Linked DNA regions of Homo sapiens: region 1 is linked to region 2. Evidence: read pairs that join two places in POLR2A ChIA-PET (ENCODE). Cell type or tissue: OCI-LY7. All regions are shown on one strand. Region 1 overlaps COMMD1 (copper metabolism domain containing 1). Region 2 overlaps COMMD1 (copper metabolism domain containing 1).

Region 1 (8,000 bases), 67 kb before region 2:
GTAAGCCACTCCTTCTTTTTGGCGTTACTGAGAGTCCAGATAGATTGCTCGCACCAGGTGTGTCCTGGCTCTCTTCTCCCGGGGGCTGCCGCAAAGGGCAGTGGGGCGCCTCCCCACGAGGGAGGGCAAGAGACTGCCCTAGAGGGGAAAGGGAGCCCCACGTTGGAGCACCAAATTGTTGGAAATGAAGTTTTTGGTGTTGCCTAAAAAAGGAATTAATGTGGGAACAAATGATCTCTCAGCAAGGTGAGCTTTACTTTCTGCAGAAAAGGTGCTACTCAGTAGCTGTCCAGCCACCAAACAAAGGAGACAGAGTTATTTATAACCTGACACATCTACCCTGCTGCTGTGTCCAGTTTCCATTGGCTGGAATAGGACCTCACATTTTACACTTTACCTGATTGGCTGTTAGTTTAAAACTTTTTAAATTGGGCAAGGGGAACACAACAAAGAAAGAAAAGGAAGATGCCCAGGGATAGTTAAGGAAACATCTCCAAATACGGAATGGCATGGACTGTGGGCTGGGGCTTGTCTAGCTCTGTCCAGGCGTGCCAGAGCAAGCTAGGACAGCTGATTTGGAATATATATATACTAATAGTGGATAGCAATCTTATGGTAAAAAATTGTGACTTTTTATAATCTTTGAAAAAGAAGTTTCCCATTTCTCACAATTCTGAGAAATCTTTTTGTATAATTTATTGGATAATTTCCTCTATACCATATTTTTCCCTCTTCTAATTTTGAAACTCCTGTTATTCATGGTTGGACCTTCTTGCTTGATTTCTTTAATTTTCTTCCTTTTTTTCTTTTCTTCAATTTTTATCTTTTTGCCTTTTTGGCTATCATTATAGAAATTTTCTCAACTACCCTGCTGTGTTAATTTTTCATTTCTGCTATTTTATTTCCAGATATTAATTTCTCATTTGTCTTTAATGTTCCTTTAAACAAGTAGGGAGTTGGTACTTGTTATGTAGGTGGTCTCTTGTTTATTTCTGATAATGATAATTATAGGTCATATTTTGAATTTTAAAAAACTCCCTGAATTGTTTGTTCCTGTAAATTTCTATTTTTTTCTATTTATTTTGTTCTCTTTCACATTGGAGTTTTCTTCAAATATTTAATGCTTCTTTACTGTTATTTATATTTAAGAGTGATACACGAAGAGGTTGATTAGAGGCCTTGTGAGTATGGGCATAGCTGAAGGCCTACTGAACTTAGTCATATGATGCTGGGGTATATACCTTACAGTCAGTATCTGTTAAGTTTATTTTCCTGGTCGGATTGCTCCTCAGAGAGGAATTTTCCACTACTTCTGCTTGGAAGTCCTGCTGCCAGTGTTCTTGGAGCCTGTTGTATAATAAAGAATGTGGTTGGCCTTTGCCCCTGGTTCCTAGGACAGAGGCTTTAAATCCTGGAATTTCTTCCGTGATAGGAGTGTCTTTATTTTTGACACTAGGCCCCTCAGATCATACTTTATAGTTTTTGCCAACCAGGTGACTGATAGTGAGCCCCTAGATAGTTTATGCTAATGAATGACACAGGATGGGGATTGGTAACTCCAGAAAGACTGTGATTAAGGAGTTGGGGCTTTCACCCATGCAGTATCACCCTGACCTCCGGGGAGGATAAGGTGGGGCTGGAGATTGAGTTAAATCATGTGACCAGTTATTCAATCATTCATACCTACGTAATGCAGCCCCAGTAAGATCTCTGGACACTGAAGTTTGGGTGAGTTTCCCTGGTGAACAGTACTCTGTGGGAACCCCTGAATCCCTGGTGAACAGTACTCTGTGTATATTGTTATTGCACCTGTGTGATAGGTGGGTGATTTGTCCTGACTCCACAAGGAAAGGCTGCAGAAGCTTCACATTTGGGCCCCTCCCAGACCTTACCCCAGGTGTCTCTTATTTTCACTGGTCTTGATTTATGTCCTTTTTGCTATAATCAAACTATAATTGGGCCGGGTGTGGTAGCTCATGCCTGTGATCCCAGCACTTTGGGAGGCCAAGGCAGGTGGATTACTTGAGGTCAGGAATTTAAGACCAGCCTGGCCAACATGGTGAAACCCCATCTCTACTAAAAATACAAAATTAGCTGGGTGTGGTGGCACGCACCTATAATCTCAGCTACTCGGGAGGCTGAGGCAGGAGAATCACTTGAACCCAGGAGGCGGAGGTTACAGTGAGCCGAGATCATGCCACTGTGCTCTAGCCTGGGTGACAGAGTGAGACCCTGTCTCAAAAAAAAAAATATATATATATATATTATATACACACACACACACACACACACACACACACATATATACATATATACACACACACACACACATATATATTTGTAAGTATAGGACTTTCCTGAGTTCTATGTGTTGTTCCACCAAATTATTGAACCTGAGGGGGTAGTGGGAACCCCTGAATTTATAGCCAGTTTTTTGTTTTGTTTTGTTTTTTTGAGATGGAGTCTCACTCTGTTGTCCAGGCTGGAGTGCAATGACACCATCTCGGCTCACTGCAACCTGGGCCACCCCGGTTCAAACAATTCTCCTGTCTCAGCCTCCTGAGTGGTGCACACCACCATGCTCGGCTAATTTTTGTATTTTTAGTAGAGATGGGGTTTCACCATGTTGGTCAGGCTGGTCTTGAACTCCTGACCTCAGGTGATCTGCCCGCCTCGGCCTCCCAAAGTGCTAGGATTACAGGCGTGAGCCACCATGCCCAGCCTGGCCAGTTGTTTAGAAGTGAAGGTGGCTTGGGAACCCTCAAGCTTGTGATTAGTGTCAGAAATGGTATCCTCTTTTAGAAGGATAGTACCCTTAACTTGTAAAGTTAGGCCTAAGTCTTGGTAGTTTGTATCAGAATTGCCTTGCAGAGTCAAAGGAGAAAAGAGGCCTGGGCACCGTGCCGTCAGCATGTAGAATTGCACTTTACCTACCAGTTTTCAGAATAAGTCTCTTTCTCTCAGTTGTGCCTGAGATCCTTGAGTCCAGACCCCTCTGCTTCACTCTCCAGAATGGAAAACTACAGTCTTCCACCAGGGTTGGTGATGGGATGGTGGCTGGGCCAAGTAAGCCGATTTTCAACCTCTTCTTCGGTTTCCAACCTGTTTTCCAAAATCCAACAGATTTTTGATCTGTTTCCCTACTTTCAGTCGGAAGTAGATAGTGTTTCCCATTTCTTATTTCTCTGGAGTTATCCAGTGGGAATTGCTTGCTTCTTAGCTGCCATAGCAATCATATCACTTAAATGTTGCAAGAATTTGTTACTCTTTTCTGTTCTTTCTCTCATCTCATTCCCTATATTTTCTTTTTTCTTTTTTGAGACAGGGTCTTGCTCTGTTGCCTAGGCTGGAGTGCAATGGTGTGATCATGGCTCACTGCAGTCTTGATCTCTTGGGCTCTAGCAGTCCTCCCATCTCATACTCTCTAGTAACTGGGACTACAGGCATGGAGCCACCATGCCTAGCTAATTTTTTATAGAGATGTGGTTTCACCATGTTGCCCAGGCTAGTCTCAAATGCCTGGGCTTAAGCAATCCGCCCCATTTGGCCTCCCAAAGTGCTGGGATTATAGGCGTGAGGCACTACACCCTGGTCTTATATTTTTCATTTTTGTGTTTGTAATAAAGAATTGAGGCTGGGCGTGGTGGCTAACGCCTGTAATCCCAGCACTTTGGGAGGCCGAGGTGGGCAGATCACGAGGTTAGGAGTTCAAGACCAGCCTGACCAACATGGTGAAACCCCGTCTCTACTAAAAATACACCCCGGTCTTATATTTTTCATTTTTGTGTTTGTGATAAAGAATTGAGGCTGGGCATGGTGGCTCAGGCCTGTAATCCCAGCTACTCAGGAGGCTGAGGCAGGAGAATCGCTTGAACCTGGGAGGTGAAGGTTGCAGTAAGCTGGGATCATGCCACTGCACTCTAGCCTGGCCAACATGGTGAAACCCTGTCTCTAGTAATACAAAAATTAGCCAGGCATGGTGCTGCATGCCTGTAGTCCCAGCTGCTTGGGAGACTGAGGCGGAAGAATCGCTTGGACCTGGGAGGCGGAGGTTGCAGTGAGCCGAGATCGTGCCACTGTACTCCAGCCTGGGCAACAGAGCAAGACTCCGTCTCAAAAAAAATTAAAAAAAAAGAATTGAGGGATTGAGCACTTTTTCTGTACCCTTTGTTACCTGACTTTTATGTTTTTAGCTAGTTGACTTTAGAGTGTTTAAGATCTACATAAATATTCTGTTGATATTTAGAATAGCAGGTGGCTGAGTGCTATTCATTTTGCTATAGATGAGTTATAATTAAAAATTTTGAAATTACTGTGATCAGGTTTTAATATGGAAGCATAAACATGGAAATAAAATTTTATGTAAAATTTTTCTGAAATATTTTTTAATTTTGTAATTTCAAGATGGCAATTTCTGATAAAATATGTTATTTATTGGAGGAGACTGTTTGGATTAACAGTGTGATCTGTCTGCTAGGCCCAGATACCAAATAGGACCTTCAGAAAAACCAGAGCTAAAACTACTTCAAAAGAGAAAGTCGTAGATGTCATCTGTAGGCCTCCCACTAGACTGTAAGCACAGTAAGAGTGGGTATCCTCAGCATGGTATAGGGCTTTTTGGACACTTAGTAAAAATTCGGTGATCACGACCAACTCTTTCTAATCTGTATGAAATCTTGTACATGACCCAGAAAAACCTTAAGCAGTTAGAGTTAGGGATAAAGGTTTACAAATGTACCAGAGTGGTTACTAAATGTGCAAAAATGGTTGCTGCCAGGGGTTGAGTTATCAAGGGCAAAATAAATCTCAGGAGCAGGATTTGGAGCCTTAAAGTCCAGCTACCCTTCTCACATGGAGATTCTCCCTCAGTTGCCTTGTTTTAAGTTAATATTTTGTTAGTTCTTCGCTTTTAAGGAAAAAACTTTTTAAAGGATTTTCAGACGTACACAAAAGTATTACTGATATTGAAGTATCAAGGCTTGGTTTCATTAATGATGCAAGTTGATTCTATAAAGCTGCCTTGAATATGCTGTGAAGTTGGCTAGGTTTATAGCTAAGCATACCTCCTAGTATGCATGATTCAAATTTATGTCTGAGCACAGTCATTTTCTATACATCAGAGCTGTTCCCAATTGCTTGAGACTGTTTTGAAATTGTGAATGTTCAATCTTCAGTTGTCATAGGTGTTCTGTTACATGCTATGGATGTATTTAACCAGAGTCCACACCAAATCTAATACACTGTGTACTCTTTTTTTTCCCATTTCCACCTATCGCCAGATTTGGGGCTTGGTTTACTGTTAAACTGCCTGCCCCTCATAGGCCATTACAGCATTCAGTAAACTGGAAATTTCCTTGCATGATGATTATTACATAGTAGGTGTACATGAAGTCATTGAGCTTTGGAAGCCATCCAGAGGTGTTCTGGGTGAGTCTGTCCTTGGCCAGATTTTACTTACGAAACCAAATAAATTTCTTTTTTTTAAAATATGTAAATTTGTTAAATTAGCATGCAGAATATGGCAGTAATACCCAATTGAAACACTAGTTGGTTGTATATTAAATCTAATAATAGGAAATATGAATTTGCCTTTAAAATGTATTTCATTTCACTTCTATTTTTAGCTGTGCCAAATGAAACAAAGTTGGACTTCATGTATAAAGGCTCTAGTAATGTCCTAGGTCATCAGATAAATAGAAGCCTTATTATTTTATCACAGGTGGCAAAAAGAGGACTAATTACACAGACTTGTGAGAAATGAAGTTGCCTATCTACTCCATAACTCTTCTTTTGGCTACAGTTTCCTTCTCTTGGTATTTTCAAATTGTTAAATTGAAAATTGTTAAATGTAAGTTGGGAAATTAAAAGATTTAATTGTTAAATGTAAGTTGGGAAATTAAAAGTCTGTGTAATTAGTCCTGTTTTTGCCACCTGTGATAAAATAATAAGGCTTCTATTTATCTAAGAAGACCCGGGCATACACAACAGTGGTTTTTAAAAATTTACCGTCAACTTGAAGTATTTTCCTTTCTCTTCCATGAAGAGCAGTAACATTTTTTCTCTTTTCTTATTTTTAGTAACTTTTATCTTCCTGACTTCCATAGCCAGCATCTTATTTTCTTCTTGGTGTCCTTTTTCCCTTATCAAATGTAACCAGGATCTTTATTATAGTGGAAATGGGGCCAGTTGATGAAGTCTAATATGAAACGAATATTTTAACTTTCAAATGCAGAAGAGCTAAGTTGCAAAGATAGCAGAACTGTCCAATCTGTCTACCTTCACAGCAGTGCTTCTTACATTTAAGAAGCAGTCTGTTGAGGACCAGTTTTGTTTTTTAAAAAAATGTTCAATTCCTCACCAAAAATACATAAAAACATACAATCCGATTATTTTATTAGGTTAATTGACATAAAAATAGTCATTTTTCCATGAAAGTTTCTAAATATTTACTTTCAGTTTGTATAATTACCTCATGGTGGACTGGTAGTGAAGTTTGTGGTCTGGCACTGATATGTAGACCATACTTTGGGTAGCATTGCTCTAGATTTTCTAGCAAATCAGGAAAGCCAAGGATGTTGAGCTCTTGTTTACATAACCAGATTGAAAGCTCTTCAAAAGCAGGTCCATATGCTGTTCATCTTATTTGAAGGATTGGGACAGGGCCTGATACATAGTAGGCAGGTGGTGAAAACTATAACTTAGGCCACAGACTATAAGCTGATAATAAGTGGGATCATAAAGCTGAATGGGCTAGTACAAATTCTGCGAGTATTCCAAAATATGAATTGTGAAATATTAATAGTAATTTAGGAGGGTTTCCATATCAGAGTATCATCTTTTTCTTTGCTTTAAAAAATGTCTGATAAAGTGTATTCAGTCCTGAATGTCAATTGAGAACTGGCTCTCATCACTGGCTTTCATAATAATGTTAAACATTTTGCTCTATTTTAAGAAAATAGGCTGGGTGTGGTGGCTCATGCCTATAATCCCAGCACTTTGGAAGGCCAAGGCTGGCAGATCATCTGAGGTCAGGAGTTCGAGACCAGCCTGGCCAACACAATGAAACCCTATCTCTACTAAAAATACAAAAATTAGCCGGGCGTGGTGGCGTGTGCCTGTAATCCCAGCTACTTGGGAGGCTGAGGCAGGAGAACTGCTTGAACCCAGGAGGCAGAGGTTGCAGTGAGCCAAGATTGTGCCACTGCACTCCTGCCTGGGTGACACAGTGAGACTCCCTCTCAGAAAAAAAAAAGAAAACAAAAGCCGCTTGGTGCCAAACATAGTCTATAGGGGAAAATAAAATTTAAGAGATTTAGTAAGGTTGAACCATTTGAAATTAGCATACTTGTGAGTCCAAAACAGTTGAATACTGTTGTATTTATATGGCTCAACCTACAGATATAGCAATATGGAATGTAATTACTTGGGGGCACATGCAGCTCATATAGCAAATTCTCTTTGCTTAATTTTAGGGAAATTGAAGCCCAGAGAATACATTTGAAACAGTAAAACCATACTATAATTAATTGTACAGTAAATCACATTTCACAAATTTACTGAAGGTGAAAAGAAAGGACAAAATCAGTTTGCTTTTCTTTTTGGACTATATCTACTTAGAGTTTTGGACCATTTTCCTTTTCTTGATGGAGGGGAGGGAGGGAGGGTATCACTCTGTTGCTGGGCTGGAGTCCCATGGTATAATTTTGGCTCACTGCAGCCTTGGCCTTCTGGGCTCAAGTGATCCTCCTACCTCAGCCTTTCCAGTAGTTGTCACCACAGGTGCATGCCACCATGCCTGGCTCATTTTTTGTATTTTTTATATAGTTGAGATTTCTCCATGTTGCCCAGGCTGGTTTCAAATTCCTGAGCTCAAGCAGTCCATTTGCCTCTGCTTCACAAAGTGCTGGGATTACAGGCATGAACCACCGTGCCTGGCCTCAGTTTTTACTTAAAATAATGGCATAAACAATTTGAGATTTGATTCTCAGTAACGAAACCAG
Region 2 (8,000 bases):
GAATCTTTGCAGAGGACAGGTTGTCAGCATGATTACTCTGTCTTTAAGCTTCTGCATAGGTTTGCAGTAAGGTCTTCTTTTTTCAATATAAAAGGAAAGTGTGTTGTTTTCTGAGAGAAGATAGATGATAGCTTTCTCTGAACTATCACTGGGTAGGGGTAAGTCTTGATACACTTTAATATTTTGTAATAATTTAGCAAAACATTATTTTTTAAAAAAATAGTTTTTAATGCTTTATCCAAACTGTAACTATGTCTTTTGTAATTCAAAAGCAGTACTATTTTCCTTCTAACTGAAGATTTTGACAAAAACTTGAGTCTGGGAGGTCATGAGCCATGACTGTGTCACTGCACTCCAGCCTAGGCGACAGAGTGAGAGCCTTTCTCCAAAAAAAAGGAAAATAAAAAGGATTAAAATAATGATGCCAATAAAACTATTGGATAGGTTTTTTTTCCCCAAAAGGGTGTTATATTCTACTACATTGGATGGATTATAAAATTTAATATTACAGTTGTCTTTAGTGACTCTTCTTTGAATACATTTCATTAATGAGATATAGTCAAATTATTTTATTATAGTCACTTAAAATATTTCCTGATTTTGTTCTAAATGTATGAACACTTGCTTGATGAATACTTCATTTCAGTTATTTAAGTTCATTTTTATTGTGAGAGTACTGATGTCCTAAAAACTGCCAGTTTTTGTCCCTAGGCTGCTTTTATCTAAATGGTCTTTCTTACTAGTAGCATTCTGGTTGCCAGAAAATAAAGGAAATTGGCTTCACCATCAATTTATGAGATAGGTAGGAAGATATGGTTGACTCTCCAAAGGGATGCTAGAATTCTATTTAGCTACCATATGATTATTTTGTAATGATTCTTAATGGTTATAGATAGAAGATTCATATATATGAGATACTGCTAGATATCCACTGTACCTAAGAATAGAAATGCTAATAATGTTATGAGATGTACATACTGTTTTTTAAATTCATATTGTTTTTTTAAATTAGATATCCAAATCTAATTGTTATACTCTTTGGGCACAGTTACCAATTGGTATCAAATTACAAGCCCAAGAATACAACAGGATATGTGTATGCATAAAGTTCACAAATTTAGATAAATCTAATTTCACTTTATTAGATTCCAATTTTGTCTTGATATATGGAGTCTTTTTTTACCCCCTTTAAAATTTTTTATTATGGAAACTTAAAACAGAAAAAATATATATAATGTATCCATTATATGGGCATAAATAAAATAATATAATGTACCTATATTCCTATTACCCAGCTTCAATGGTTATTAACCCATATCCCTTCTTGTTTTCATCTATATTTCTTTGCCCATTGGATTATTTTGAAGCAAATTCCAAAAATTATTTATTTAATCATTTAAAGAGAAACTTTGTTTCTTTACATATATAACCATGATATAGTAATCATTATCACATTTGAAAAGAAAATTAGAGTTTCCTGTGTTCTGGATTTTGCTGATTGCATCCCCATGAAGTTCTGTAGCATGTTTCTCTGACACCTGTATTTCCTGTTAGACCTAGAAAAGGTTCTCTCAACTTCTCACTGTTGGAATTTTGTACTGGATAATTTTTTTGTTGTAGAAGACTGTCCTGTGCCTTGCAGAATGTGTGGGAGCCAAGCCCTTCGGCCCCAGTGGTTTGCTGAAAAATTACCGACAAGAAGCAGATTGATTAATAGGAAAAAAGGCATACACATTTGTTTAACGTGTATACACGAGAGCCTTCAGAACAAAGATCCAAAGATATAGGGAAATTGTTCATTTTCATGCTTAGGTCCAGCAAAGTATGGACAGCCATGTAGAAACATGATTGGACAAAAAGAGTATGATCTAATGCTAATAGACTTAATGGGGAAACCCAGCAAAGCCTGTCTGTTGAGATTCTTCTTGCCCTCTCAGAGCATGCATTTCGTCCTTCTGGGTGTGGGCAGGGCTCTCTCTGGGATGGGGGTCTTATGGCCCACAGTGAAACAAGGTAGGTCATTTCATTTCTTTATGGCCAGTTTTTACACAGGGTATTGTTAGGCTTTCTGGTTGGTTTTTGAGGAAAGGGGTTCTGATTTCTATGACCCACCTTGGGGAAGGGGGATTCTAGTTTCTGTGGCTGACCTCGGGGGAGAATGGGACTAAGAGACAGGAGAGCAGAAGTCAGAAAAAAACTTAGCTTCTGCGGCTGCTTCTGAAGCCTACAGTTTGGGGATTGTTTTCTGAGCTCCAGTAGATGTTTAGCAGCATCGCAGGTCTCTAGCCACTAGTCAACAGCACCCCCTCCACCAATTGTGACAACCAAAAGTGTTCCAGACATTGCCAAGTGTCTCCTGGGGGCAAAAATTGCCCCTATTGGGAACTCTGCTAATCTAGAGGCTGATGAGATTCAGGTTCATTTTCTTGGAAAGAATTCTTCATATGTTGTTGTGGTATTTTCTACCTTTTCTAAACATCACTTTTTATCTCTTTTGTCATATACGGTCTCTTAATAGACTATATACTTAAAATATTTGCTGAAGCTTTAGAAGCCTCAGTTTTAACATTTATTTGAGTATTTATATGATAATATCCAAAATGTATTAGTTATTTTACCATTTATTTTGAATTTTAGAAAAAAACAATATATTTTACAATTTGGTAAAAATACAGTACTCTAGGTGACTGTGTAACCTCTTAAATTTTTTTCATTTACACCCCCCAGGTTTGGATTTAGGTTTACAGTTTATAGATACAGGTGCTTCTTGTTTTAGTATTAGTTTGATAAAGTACCAATTATTTTTAAAAGGGATGATACTTAGTATCATTAAATAGAATTCCAAATGACTAATAAGAGAGAGAATGCAGGCAAAGTAAACCTTTGAGATTTTGTGAAACATCCTCTGAATTCTCTATATTCTGGCCATACTGATCATTGCCTCACTACTCTTTTATCTGTGTTGGCAATTGACCTTATTCTCTAGCCCCTTAACCAACTATTCCTTAAGTCCTCACATTAGTTAGACACAACCAGCCCCAATACTAGTGAGCTAGGCCTCTGTATAACAGAAGACAAAATATAATTAAATCCTAAATAAATGATACTATGTTTATTGAGTACTTTTTCTTTTTAAATTAGGTTTACTTAGGAATTCAAATGCATTCAGTAGTTACTGTTTTGTGTTTGATCTTTTAAGCACCCAACTCTGTTGCTACAGAGCATAGATACTTTTTCTATCCCATTAATTGGCTTGATTGAAGCTGTTAAGAAGCATAATACTCATTGGTAGGATACTGACTAAAAATACTGCTTGTTTCTAACTGTGCTTCACCAGTGAAAGTTGTTGGTAATTAAAATGGATTAACTCATATCTGGTTTTTTGTTTCACATTAAACTGAGGAGCCAGGGTATCTGTCATCTTACATTGGGCTCGTCTTTTCTCTGGGGGCCTGTTGTTTATGTTAAAGTAAATTTTGTTTGATTACTTGTTTTCATGATGCTAGATTTGCATGAATTTCATTTTGAAGACCTTTGTGGTTATCAGTGGCTTTTAAAATAAAAATAGCTCCACATTCTCAGGAGGAGTTGGAATTTGATCTCTAACGAATTATACAGGGAAAGGCTTGTGTGGTGGGATTCCAGTGATCTTTACTCAGATTATCTCTGTCTGACATCTCAGAAACTGGGTTATTTTAGCTCCCTTTAAATTTGCTTTTGAGAACATCCACTATCACATTAACAATACTTAGTTGATTGTTGCTTCTGTGAAATGCTCTTTTCTGCTACATTGGTCTACCTTGTCTTTATATGCCTTTAACACTTTAGTATGTATAACACAATCTAACACTTCATACAATTTATTATTTCCCTAGTTAAATTTTTGAAAAGTTTTGAGTATAAAATTGTGTGTTATATATCTTGTACTGAACATGTAGAAAAGACTCAGAATATGCTTGTGATTGATTGTCAGGTTATTAAGAACTATCCAGCATGTATGAATTTTGTAAATATGCTCACAGGAAGAGTTACTTCAAATCTGACTGTGCCAGAAACCACTGACTCATGACCAGGTGTGGTGGCTCACACCTGTAACCCCAGCACTCTGGGAAGCTGAGGCAGGAGCATCACGTGAGCCCAGGTGGCCGAGATCTCCCTGGGCAATGAAGCAAGACCTTGTTTCTACAAAAAATGTAAAAATTAGCCAAGCGTGGTGGCATGCGCCTGTAATCCTAGCTACAGAGGAGGCTCGGGTGGGAGGATCACTTGAGCCCCAGAGTTCCTGGCTGCAGTGAGCTATGATCATGCCACCGCACTCCAGCATGGATGACAGAGCGAGACCCTGTCTCTAAAACAAAATAAAATTAAGGAAAAAACCTACAAACCATTGACTCATGGAAATAAAAAATCATATCTGCTGTTCAAAGCTTCAGGCATGTTCTTTGAAATTAATAATTGTTTACTTTGGTGGAACCTCATACATCCCTATAGATTTCCCCCTTGCTGCTCTTTTTCTGTTGGTTTAGCTTCTTTCTCTCCTTCTCTCCTCTCTCTCTTTCTCTCTTTCACTCCTTCCTTCCTTCATTCATTCATTATTTTTTTGAGACACAGTCTCACTCTGTTGTCTAGGCTGGAGTGCAATGGCGTGATCTTGGCTCACTGCATCCTCCACCCTCCAGGTTCAAGCGATTCTCCTGCCTCAGCCTCCTGAGTAGCTGGGATTATAGGCATGTGCCACCATGCCCAGCTAATTTTTGTATTTTTGTAGAGATGAGGTTTCTCCATGTTGGTGAGGCTGGTCTTGAACTCCTGACCTCAGGTGATCTGCCCACCTTGGCCTCCCAAAGTGCTGGGATTACAGGCGTGAGCCATGTTGCCTGGCCAGTTTAGCTTCTTTAAAACAGACATAAATAAATGTACCTTAACTTACATCTTAGGTTTAGATTTTTGAACGATTTATGACTTAGCTGTATTTGGTTACTATTTTGTACTAGCTTAAAAAAAAAGAAATTAATTTTACCAGACCTGATTTACTTCTTTTTTCTTTGGAAACAGGAATATCTGGTATAAAGGGTAATATCCTACTAGAGATGAATGAGGAAACCATAGTTTTAAGATGACTTCTGCTGATACAGGATATGCTTTCATTATGCTTTTACTTACCTTTCTCCTCAGTTAATGAACAAAGGCAAGTCTGAAATATTTTTTGGAATGAAAATGTTGAATTAGGATAGCCTTGGGAGAGAACAGAAAAATATCTTTTTTAAAAGTTACTTTTTGGACACAGTGGTTCACGCCTGTAATCCTAGCACTTCAGGAGGCTGAGGCAGGTAGACTGCTTGAGCCCAGGAGTACAAGACCAGGCTGGGCAACACAGCAAGACCCCCATCTGTAAAATTAAAAAAAAAATGTTAAGCTACTTCTTAAAAAGAAGTACCTTAGATATAAATACTTCAAATATTTGTTTGATTTGCCCTGCTCTCAAGCTACTACATTTAGTTGTTAAATTTGAACTCCAGGTTTCAGCTAGTGGTTATATTAGATAGCACATTAGAGAGGGTGAAACTCATCAAATGGTGTGACTGCCCACCTTGTCCTCTACATTTATGATGAAAACTGAAGTTAAAAATATATCAAAAGAGGCTGGACACAGTGGCTTGTGCCTGTGATTTCAGCCCTTTGGGAGACCGAGGCAGGAGGACTGCTTGAGGCCAGGAGTTCAATACCAGCCTGGCCAACATAGGGAGACCCCATTTCTACAAAAATGTAAAAAAAATAGCCAGGCTGGTGGTGTGCACCTGTAGTGCCAACTACTTGGGAGGCTGAGGTGGTAGGATCGCTGGAGCCTAGGAAGTCAAGGCTGCAGTGAGCCAGCCTCAGCAACAGAGCAAGACCCTGTCTCAAAAAAAAAAAAAAAAAAAAAAAGAAATGTATTAAAAGAGGTTACGGATTTGAAATTCAGCCTGTTGGGGTGGAAATGTTAGGTAGGAGACTGTTTTAGTTTGGTTCTTTGTTTCCATTAATAGTCACACTTGGCCGGGCATGGTGGCTCACACCTGTAATCCAGCACTTTGGGAGGCCGAGGTGGGTGGATCACCTGAGGTCAGACGTTCGAGATCAGCCTGGCCAAGTTGGAAATCCCGTCTCTATTAAAAATACAAAAATTAGCCAGGCGTGGTGGCAGGCACCTGTAATCCCAGCTACTCGGGAAGCTGAGGCATTGCTTGAACCCGGGAGGCAGAGGTTGCAGTGAGCCAAGATCGTGCCACTGCCCTCCAGCCTGGGCGATAGAGTGAGACTCAGTCTCAAAAAAGAAAAGAAAAGAAAAATACAGTGAAGACTGGTGTACCTACCACTAATTTCATTACTTGCTAAAATTTTGTCATTTTTGCTTCAACTATTCATGAACATCTAAATGTTTTCAGATGTTTAAGGCTCAACTCATCATTTTGTAATTGGGCCATATCTACCTTGACCAGGAAGTTGTTATAGTATAAAATACACAGTATAGTTGCCAGTCACTATGTGTATGGATGACTGGTAAGGTTTTCTCAATGTACAAAATACCTGACTTGCCTTTGCCCTTTGATTTCTAAGGAGAAACAGTTTTAAAAAAAAAAGTCTCATCCTATGTTTCTGAATACTAGACTGTGAGAGCTTCAGTTTAGACAGACATTAAAGAGAACCAAGCAATAAGTGAAGCTGTTAGCAGCATGAGGCTCAAATTACTTGCTTCATCATCATCTTTGCTCTCATGACAGCCAAAAACTGTTATCCAATGACTATTCTGTGTAAGATAATCATTTCACATGTTTAATTCTTATGTTTCCTTCTGTGAAGCATGTAGGAAGTTTGGGATATGATTTCAGTATTTGATTTAGATAAAAATTTGTGCAGGTCTAAGCTTGAAGATCCACACTACTACAGCACAGACCTCTGCAGCACAGGGCCTTGGATAGAGTGGAGTAGGCATTCATGATAAGTTTAACTGAATAGTATTATTTTGTATACTGATACTTAAAGAAAAGAAATGGCACCTCTCATTTAATGGTTTCTCTAGAAGTTTTCACAATATACTTATTTTCCCTTTATTCCAATACATATTTATTAGGCTAGAATTCAAAGCTCAACTGAAAACTGCTCAGGCAATTGAAATAAGTTTTTATTGATAGTGACCTCTGATTGGTGAGGATTCCCAGTTCTATGTTTGTGTGTTGAGAGAGAGCCAGAGTATGTGTATAAGCTGTAGCAATCAAGGTAGAATGGTTTTTTGGCCAGACGTGGTGGCTCATGCCTATAATCCCAGCACTTTGGGAGACCTAGGCAAGTGGATCACTTGAGCCCAGGAGTTCAAGACCAGCCTGGCCAACATGGTGTAACACTCTCTACAAAAAATACAAAAATTAGCTGGGCATGGTGGTGCATGCCTGCAGCCCCAACTACTTGGGAGGCTTGGGTGGGAGGATCTCTTGAGCCCAGGAGGTTGTGGCTGCAGTGAGATGTGATCATGCCAACTGCACTCCAGCCTGTGCAACAGAGTGAGACTCTGTCTCAATTAAAAAAAAAAAAAAAAAAAAAAGCAGGGCTGGCATGGTGGCTCATGCCTGTAATTCCAGCACTTTGGGGGGCTGAGGTGGGCAGACCACCTGAGCCTCAGGGGTTCAAGACCAGCCTGGGCAACATGCTAAAACCCTGTCTCTAAAAAAAAATACAAAAAATTAGCCGTGTGTTGTGGCATGTGCCTGTAGTCCCAGCTACCCAGGAGGCTGAGGTGGGAGGATGTCTGGATCCTGGGAGGCGGAGGCTGCATTGAGTCAAGATTACTCCATTGTACTCCAGCCTGGGTGATAGAGTGAGACCCTGTCTCTCACACACACACACACACACACACACACACACACACAAAGTTAGGATGGTTTCTTAGAAAAAAGGTGTAGGGATTTTTTTCTTCTTGAGACAACAATGCTAAATTAATATGGAATCTTTTCAAGTTTAGTAAA

What was found. ChIA-PET counts read pairs that join two places held together with the same protein. Peaks named below come from ENCODE experiments on the same cell type or tissue, not always from the same donor. Only the 100,000 strongest peaks of a DNase experiment are listed, where the experiment ranks them.
Region 1: POLR2A ChIA-PET joins it to region 2 with 16 read pairs; 2 of 35 experiments call an interaction of 5 or more read pairs at or near these places.

The regions. Positions count from the first base shown.
Region 1 is chr2:61,960,921-61,968,920 of GRCh38, forward strand. The region is part of intron 1 of COMMD1 (copper metabolism domain containing 1); the gene reads left to right. Among named protein-coding and RNA genes, the nearest start is that of COMMD1, 59 kb to the left of the region's middle. In OCI-LY7, no CTCF peak of the experiment used is centred here; no DNase peak of the experiment used is centred here.
Region 2 is chr2:62,028,187-62,036,186 of GRCh38, forward strand. The region is part of intron 2 of COMMD1 (copper metabolism domain containing 1); the gene reads left to right. Among named protein-coding and RNA genes, the nearest start is that of COMMD1, 130 kb to the left of the region's middle. In OCI-LY7, no CTCF peak of the experiment used is centred here; a DNase peak (open chromatin) is centred at 4,145; H3K27ac peaks cover 624 bases.